Regions from separate parts of the Homo sapiens genome. Here region 2 is linked to region 1. Evidence: chromatin loops called from intact Hi-C (ENCODE). Cell type or tissue: sigmoid colon. All regions are shown on one strand.

Evidence for each region. Hi-C counts contacts between places; a loop is a spot of excess contacts. Peaks named below come from ENCODE experiments on the same cell type or tissue, not always from the same donor. Only the 100,000 strongest peaks of a DNase experiment are listed, where the experiment ranks them.
Region 2: it touches region 1 in a loop (2.3-fold over the local background); 11 of 110 quality-filtered maps call a loop at or near these places.

What each region holds. Positions count from the first base shown.
Region 1 is chr9:91,871,342-91,875,341 of GRCh38, reverse strand. The region is part of intron 1 of ROR2 (receptor tyrosine kinase like orphan receptor 2); the gene reads left to right. Among named protein-coding and RNA genes, the nearest start is that of ROR2, 77 kb to the left of the region's middle. In sigmoid colon, no CTCF peak of the experiment used is centred here; a DNase peak (open chromatin) is centred at 1,621; H3K27ac peaks cover 278 bases.
Region 2 is chr9:91,779,619-91,783,618 of GRCh38, reverse strand. The region is part of intron 1 of ROR2 (receptor tyrosine kinase like orphan receptor 2); the gene reads left to right. Among named protein-coding and RNA genes, the nearest start is that of MIR3910-2, 150 kb to the right of the region's middle. RefSeq lists an enhancer at 975-1,474. In sigmoid colon, no CTCF peak of the experiment used is centred here; a DNase peak (open chromatin) is centred at 2,298.

The DNA.
Region 1 (4,000 bases):
TGGAATCAGAGAAATACTGGCATTTCTACAATACTCCCTATTACCAGATGTTTGTTACTTTTGATTTAGTCAAATTCTTGTTCATTTAAACAATTCTTCTTCACAAAAATGTGAAAGCACTTGCAGGATATCTCTAGGCATTTCATTTACGGAATTACATGTTGAAGTTAGAGTAGAAGTCTGCTCACTCTCTGATCCTGGGACCGTTAATTGGTTGGCATAACTCAAAATGTCTTCTAAAGTTGGAGAAAATGTAATAAAATGATCCACCCATATGTTAAACATTCTGTTCCATTTAGATCATGTAAGTGTCCGTTAATTTACCAATTTTTTGAGGTAGGCCAAGGCTTTTTGGTGAGAATCAGCTGATAGAGGAGTTCTCAGTTGTCTTTCCTTTTTTTTTTTTTTGAGACGGAGTTTCGCTCTTGTTGCCCAGGCTGGAGTGCAATGGCGATCTCAGCTCACTGCAACCTCCACCTCTGGGGTTCAAGTGATTCTCCTGCCTCAGCCTCCCGAGTAGCTGGGATTACAGGCATTCGCCACCATGCCTGGCTAATTTTGTATTTTTAGTGGAGACAGGGTTTGTCCATGTTGGTCAGGCTCGTCTCAAACTCGGGACCTCAGGTGATCCACCCACCTCGGCCTTTCTGTGCTGGGATTGCAGGTGTGAGCCACCACGCCCGGCCCAGTTGTCTTTCTTGCTTATAGTACAGAGTTTTCAGTTTTGGTTTCTTTAGAAGTCATATGACAACGGGAAGAAATCTGTGAAGCAGGCTGAGGTCAGATGTTTACAGTATTTTCCTAGTCATTTTCTGTTTTATCGCCTAGGCTTCTTTCGAACACGGATTTTTTTTCATTGTATGGAGGCTTTTCAAAGCCAACTTAGTTTTTCTAGATAAAACTTTTAATGTTTATAGTTCATCAATTAAATACTTAATTACATAATTTAATGAGTAGAATAAGTGCAGCTGGCCTAAGCAGGTTTGTGAGCAGCTGTGGTTGAGTCCTGGGACACGTGTGCCACTTTCACGAGGCAGAAATGAGGAGCGAGTGTGCAGAGCCTCCTGAACCGGTGCAGGTGGCCAAGTGGCCGCCACAGAGCACCTTTTACTGGGGTAATCCTGCTCTGAAGCAGATTGGGTTTCATGTCAGTGGAGTGAAAATGAAGGGTCTTTTCTCTTCCCCTAAGTGGGGTGATTCCTTGAGGCCCTGTCTGGGAGGGAGGCTTCGTCAGCCCCCTTCCAGGTGGATGCGATCACTTTCTCATGCCCTGACTTGATTTTCTATGGGCAGAGACCAAATTACAGGCTGTAAGTGTTCATCAGAGCAAAAGAAGCCCAACTCCCCCAACCAATTCAATAGGACCCCAGACAGAAAGCCTTTAATCTGCTCTCTTAGTGCCCTCCTTTTAAAATTTATCTCTGAGGAGAAGCGAAAGTTAATTTGTCAAAGGTAATTTACAGCCTGAATATTCAGGGGAGGAAAAGGTTCCCCTGAAGGCATCTCTTGATGGAAGAATCTGGATGTAGAACACGGCTTCGGACTCTGAGATTCAGCTGCTCGGCGCTGGATAAATTACAGTGCTGTCAACACAGCTATATATATTGCTGGGCTGGGTACAGTGTGTTCCAGTGGAGGTGGTGTGTACATCTGCCGTGGCTCAAATGCACTTCAGATGTCTGTGGGATTGCAACAAAGAAGGCCCTGTGACACTTTTTGTTCCCATTGGTGGCTTTTTCTTTTCTTTCTTTTTTGAGATGGATTCTTGCTTTGTCACCTTGGCTGGAGTGCAGTGGCACGATCTTGGCTCACTGCAACCTCCGCCTCCCGGGTTCAAGCAATTCTCCTGTCTCAGCCTAACGAGTAGCTGGGAATGTAGGCGCCCACCATATGCCTGGCTAATTTTTCTATTTTTAGTACAGATGGGGTTTTTACCCTGTTGGCCAGGCTGATGTCGAACTCCTGACCTCAGGTGATCCACCCGCCTCAGCCTCCCAAAGTGCTGGTGCTGGGATTACAGGCGTGAGCCACCATGCCCAGCCCCACTGGTGGCTTTTTAATGCTCTTGCTAGAGAGAGCTTCCAGTAGTAGTCTAGTGGGACATGGGCCCGATGCACACAGGCAGTGGTAGTGGTAGATGAGTCGATGTACAGTTTTATGTTAAGTTCAAGAATGACAGGGGAGGGTGAAAACCAATGTTGACACTGTGTATCCGGAAAAGCAAGCCGGACCCACAGGACCAGAGACTGTTGATGGAGCAAGCCTTATCCAATATCTGTTGGAATCGAAAGTATGATGATGACAAAAATGTTGACATTAAATAGTCATGTCTCCAAGAAGTTTAAGAATTTCAGAGAAACTGTACTTAGGTTCTTTTACAGAGTTAAAAATGTTTGAGTCATGCCATGGTCGAGGGGACACTTGGCCTGTGGACCTGCATGGGCCTGGTTCCTGGTTCCATAGATTGATGCAAAACACACCAGGGTGCCTTTACTTTTCCCCAGTGTGTAAGGGACCACAGCATCCAGGTCCCTCTCCATCCCCCAGAGGATGTTGGTACTTCGGCCATGAGCCATGCCTTCCTCATTTCTACTGAAGAGCTGCTAAGGGAGTTCTTACTCTGCATATTTCTGTATTTCCAGCCCAGCCTCTGTAATATAATAAAACGCACGCCCTGTGTTTCAGCAGTCGACAGTGCTGCTTCATAAGCAATGTGTAGTATAAGGAACACTTAATAAAATGGCCTATAAACACACCAGCCCCAAGGTAGGACTTGGGAAATACTAGGGTGAAAGAAGAGGTAACTTACTAGTAGCCTCATAAAAATCTGTACAGGAAAAAAATAGAACAAATTCTGGCTGTGTGGTGTAAACACTGCCTGATTCCTCGTCAAGGTTTGGCAGTAAAGTGAGGAATAGTCATTGGATGTATTGGAAATCTTGGGGTTCATGGACATTTGTCAGGCTTCCCTTGGGTGGTGGTGCATCATTCACAGTTAAAACGACGAGATGCACCCCAGGACGAACGGTGCCAGCCTGAGAGTGTAACTCCGAGTGTGTTTACATGAGTGGCCACAATCTGAAAACTTTCCTTTTGACATAAACTCAGGTTATATCATACCAAGAGTGAGGAGTCTCTTTTATGCTGTTTTCCAGGAAAAGGGAGAAAAAACAAATGAGGGTGAATAAGTAATGTAAATTTTTTTATTATAATTATTTGTGGAGAAAATGAAATTCCTCCACAGATCTGTTTTTGTTATCTGTTGCTGTGTAACAAAACACTACTGCACAATTTAGAGGCTTAAATGGATAATGTGTTGTTACAGCACACAGTTCTGTGGGTTGACAGGGTCTTTCCTGGGGTCTCTTGCGTGGCTGTCGTCAGATGCTGGCTGCGGTAAGATGCTGGTGGGGGCTGCAGTCATCTGAAGGCTCAACTGGGCCAGACATGAAGATGGCGCACTGACATGGCTGGTTGGTGGTGCTGTTGGGTGCTGGGGGGGTCTCTCGACCCAAGAACCCATACGTGGCCTCTCCAGGTGGCTTGGCCTTCTCACAGCATGGTGGCTGGGTTCCAAAAAGGACTCTCTCAAGAGGGAGTGTGTTAAGGGCAGAAAGTGGAATTTGGCCACTTACAGGCTTCATTCAGAACCAGCACTCAAGGCCACTTTCTTTGCATTCTGGGGGTCAAAGCAATCACAGGGCCCACTCTGATTCAGGAGAGTGGGGAAACAGACTCCAGCTCTTGTTGGGGGAGTGTCGGGGACACCATATGGAGAGCATGTGAGATGGAAGATATTGTTGTAGCCTTCTTTGGAAAATACAACCTGTCGCAAGAATTTAAAATGGAAATTGAATATACCATCCCTTTGTCACAGGCATATGTATGTTTGTATTATTATAGGACATGAACACATTCTTCCACTGTAGGGTGATTAATTAATTAATTCAGCCAACTTTTATCTAGCACATGCTGTGTGATATATCATGCCAATCCATGG
Region 2 (4,000 bases), 92 kb after region 1:
GCGGGGCTGCAGCTGCAGCTGAAACCCTGGAGGGGTGAAGTGGGAGGACTGCCGGTCTCAGCAGATGGCTGTGAGGGTTGGAGGTGGCTTCCATATAAGTGAGAGTTGGCCTCAGAAGGGAGGGGTTTGGGGCACTAGAGTCACTAACAAGTTGGCAGTTCCTGGGCATGCGAGCAGTCCCAGCACACCTGTACTTAGCCCAGAGAGCCTATCCATCCCTTCTCAGCGAGGCACTCACTGTGAGGCTGAGCCTTGCCATTGTGTGTGTCATTCTCAAGTCAGCACTAAGTTTTGAAGACAAATAATGCTTTCCCTTATGGGTTGAATTGTGTCCCTGAAAATAGAAACACAGGAGTCCTAGTCCTCTGTGTCTCAGAATGTGCCCTTATTTGGAGATCGGGTTTTTACACAGGTAATTAAGGTAAAAGGAGGTCATCAGGGCTCTCATCCTATGGGACTGGTGACCTGTAGGAAGAGAGATTTGGACGGAAAGACGGTGTGCATGGAGGGACAATGAGGAGATGGAAGGAGAAGCCATGGTCTGCCAGCAAGGAGTGACCTGCAGCAGATCCTCTCTCCCAGCCGCAGAAGGAACCTGCCCTACTGACACCTTGATCCTGGCCTTCCAGCCTCCTGAACTGAGACAAGGCGTTTCCATTGTTTAGGCTGCCCCATCTGTGCGGCTTTGTTGTGGCTGCCTTAGGAAACCAACACAGAAGCTGCCTTAAAAAGAATCACTGCTACTTCCTGTGATCATAGCAGACATTTACCCCTGTTTGATTCCAAGACTCTGAAGCAAATTCTGGCTACCAGAGAATCTTCTGCTTTTGAACCCCCTCTGGGTTAGCCTCTGGCTACATGGCCTGGGACCTGGATTCCTGGTTGATGGAGGTGGAGCCTGCTCCAGACCTGGCCTTAACTTAAAGCAAGCTTGTCTAACCCGTGGCACATGCAGCCCAGGACGGCTTTGAATGCAGCCCAACACAACTTCTTTCTTAAAACATTATGAGGGTTTTTTTTTTTTTTTTTTTTTTGCTATCAGCTATCGTTAGTGTTAGTATATTTTACGTGTGGCCCAAGACAATTATTCTTCTTCCAGTGTGGCCCAGGGAAGCCAAAAGATTGGACACCCCTGAAAAGCCTTAAGCAAATGGAAGACATCTGCTTTTGCTGCCAAAGGATAATGCAGTTTCTTTTCTAATCAGGGTGTTTTTTTTTTCTTTTTTACATCCCTCCCTTTAATTAAAAACTTTCCAGAGATTCAAGGTGACAAAGTAACCTTTTGTATGCATGGGAGTAACTAATATTCAAGAGCTACTTCCTTGAAACTAGATGAAAAGATACAATAAACCTGGAGCCTTTACTTAGCATTTCTGTTTGCTCCTTTTCTGCTGGTTTTGGTGCAGAAACAAGCAGCCACTTAAGAGAAAGCAAGCCTCAGCTCCCTGTCACAGGGAGGGGACCTCACCTTCTCACTGTATCTGGTGGGGGTGGAGGTGCGGCATTTGGCCTCCCAGCCCGGCCAGGCTCACCGCTGCCAGGGCTGTGGATGCTGGGAAGAGAGAAGGTCTGTGAAAGGCCTCAATTCAGCTGCCTGAGTGGCCTCTCTCCCCCTTCACCTAAATATTCCTTTGGCCCCTGACAGTGGGCTTTTGTTGGGGGCTCTGGGGGCTGTCAGAGACAGAAAGTAGAAAGAGCTTTATGAAGGCAATATTGAAGGGAGTTGGGCTGGTACATTGACTCACTTGGAGGTTTAATACGTTTGCTTTAGAAGTGGAATCACAGCAAAGTTCAAATTGGTGAAACGGTTACTCCATTTTCAAGTTGATGAGTTTTAACTCCCTATTTCCAAAGTAGAGTTAAGCCAGCCCTTGAAGGAATATAAGAACAGAGGCTAGTATTTACTCAACTCAAAGTTAGAAATAATGAAAATAAAAAATTACAGACTGTTAAGACCACTACCAATTAGGTACTGGCAGCCCACCTGGAATGCTGTTTGGTTTTCTAGCTGCAATTGAAACACAGGGTGCAGTGTCTTAGTAAGAGCATTCCCCGAAACAGTCTCAAGGCTCTTTGCTATTGACATACTTCTCCTGACCCAGGTCCCAGACTAATAATGGCCTTACCCTTTCGGGACTTTATACGCTGCTCCTTCCCAATTTTTAACTTTTCTTCCTTAACTGTTGCCTTTCTAGCATCATGGGTGTTTTCGATCTGACGTGTTGCCGAGCTGAGTAGTTGTTGTGGAACACATGAGTGACATTTGCACGTGCAAGTGGGACAGTGGGTGCACAGAGCTTGCTCGCAGCGTAGCTCATTGTGAAATCTGTCCTTGCCATTCATTCAGGGGGTGTCTGGTTTGCAGCACCGTCACTTTCTCAGGCTGTGCTTTTTCCCTGCCGTGACTTCTGTTCTTAAACACATCCTGCAAATTATACCTTCACATGAGGACAACCAAATCCAAGAATGCCAAGCTCTGGTGAATAAAATACCCTTACTAATTAAAAAGAGGCTGCTTTGAAGTTGTCTGAACATCCTGAAGACTGCATCTAATTGCATCACAGTAAGCATACCGATTCAGATCAACAGGTGAAGAGATGAATGGATGAACAGTCTGAATAACAAAGCATGTTTAAAAGAAACGCAAATCAAAACCAGAATAGCACCATGGACTCAAATCCAAGGGCATAGGTGAAACTTCATTAATAAATGCTTGCTTAATGGTGTGACTGCTGTTAATGAGAGAATGATTGTGATACTAGAGGTAGAGCCTTGGAATCAGAACAGACGTGCTTGCTACTTTGCAGATATAAATTTATCTTTTTTTTGAGATGGAGTCTTGCTCTGTCACCCAGGCTGGAGTGCAATGGCACCATCTTGTCTCACTGCAACCTCCACCTCCCAGATTCAAGTGATTCTCCTGCCTCAGCCTCCCAAGTAGCTGGGATTACAGGCACCTGCCACCACGCCTGGCTAATTTTTGTATTTTTAGTACAGATGGGATTTCACCACGTTGGCCAGGCTGGTCTCAAACTCCTGACCTCAGGTGATCCACCCGAGGCCTCGACCTCCCAAAGTGCTGGGATTACAGGCATGAGCCACCACGCCAGCCCAATTAATCTTATCTTGTTGATGCCATAAATCAAGATGTCACATCAGAGGTCTGTGTTGAAAGAAGGTTTTCAGAAGAGTTTTGTTTGATGGTTATATAATTTCTTTCTTTCTTTCTTTCATTTTTTTTTTAGACGGAGTCTTGCTCTGTCGCCTAGGCTGGAGTAGTGTGGCGTGATCTCGGCTCACTGCAAGCTCCGCCTCCCAGCTTCACGCCATTCTCCTGCCTCAGCCTCCCGAGTAGCTGGGACTACAGGCTCCTGCCACCATGCCCGGCTAATTTTTTGTATTTTTAGTAGAGACGGGGTTTCACTGTGTTAGCCAGGATGGTCTCGTGATCCACCCGCCTTGGCCTCCCAAAGTGATGGGATTACAGGCGTGAGCCACTGTGCCTGGCCTGGTTATATAATTTCTAATTCTTCAGAATCTGCACCTCCAGCTATTGCAGGCCTGATGTGACTCTCTTAACAGCAACCGGGCATCATCCCTATCAACAGTGAACCCTTTCACTTTGGCCATTCTGTAGACACCAATTGGTTCAGCCTGGAATATACAAGACATTCATAAAGTGCTTCCAAGAATATGCTACAAATTCCTGCTTAAGAGCTGATGTCTCCATGCCAATGACAATTCCTGTAGGACTCAGCTGAAAAATCCAACATTTTCCAAAATGTTTTAATTTCTAAATATTTGCCAGCATGCTGTATAAATCATTGAATAACATATTAAATCCAGTGAATCTGTGTCAGATTCTGTTCATAGGGTTAGGGTGCATACTTGGCTTTGAGGCCATTTACCAGGGATTGCATCATTAAGAATGTAAAGTATTGGCCAGGCACGGTGGCACGGTGGCTCATGCCTGTAATCCTAGCACTTTGGGAGGCTGAGG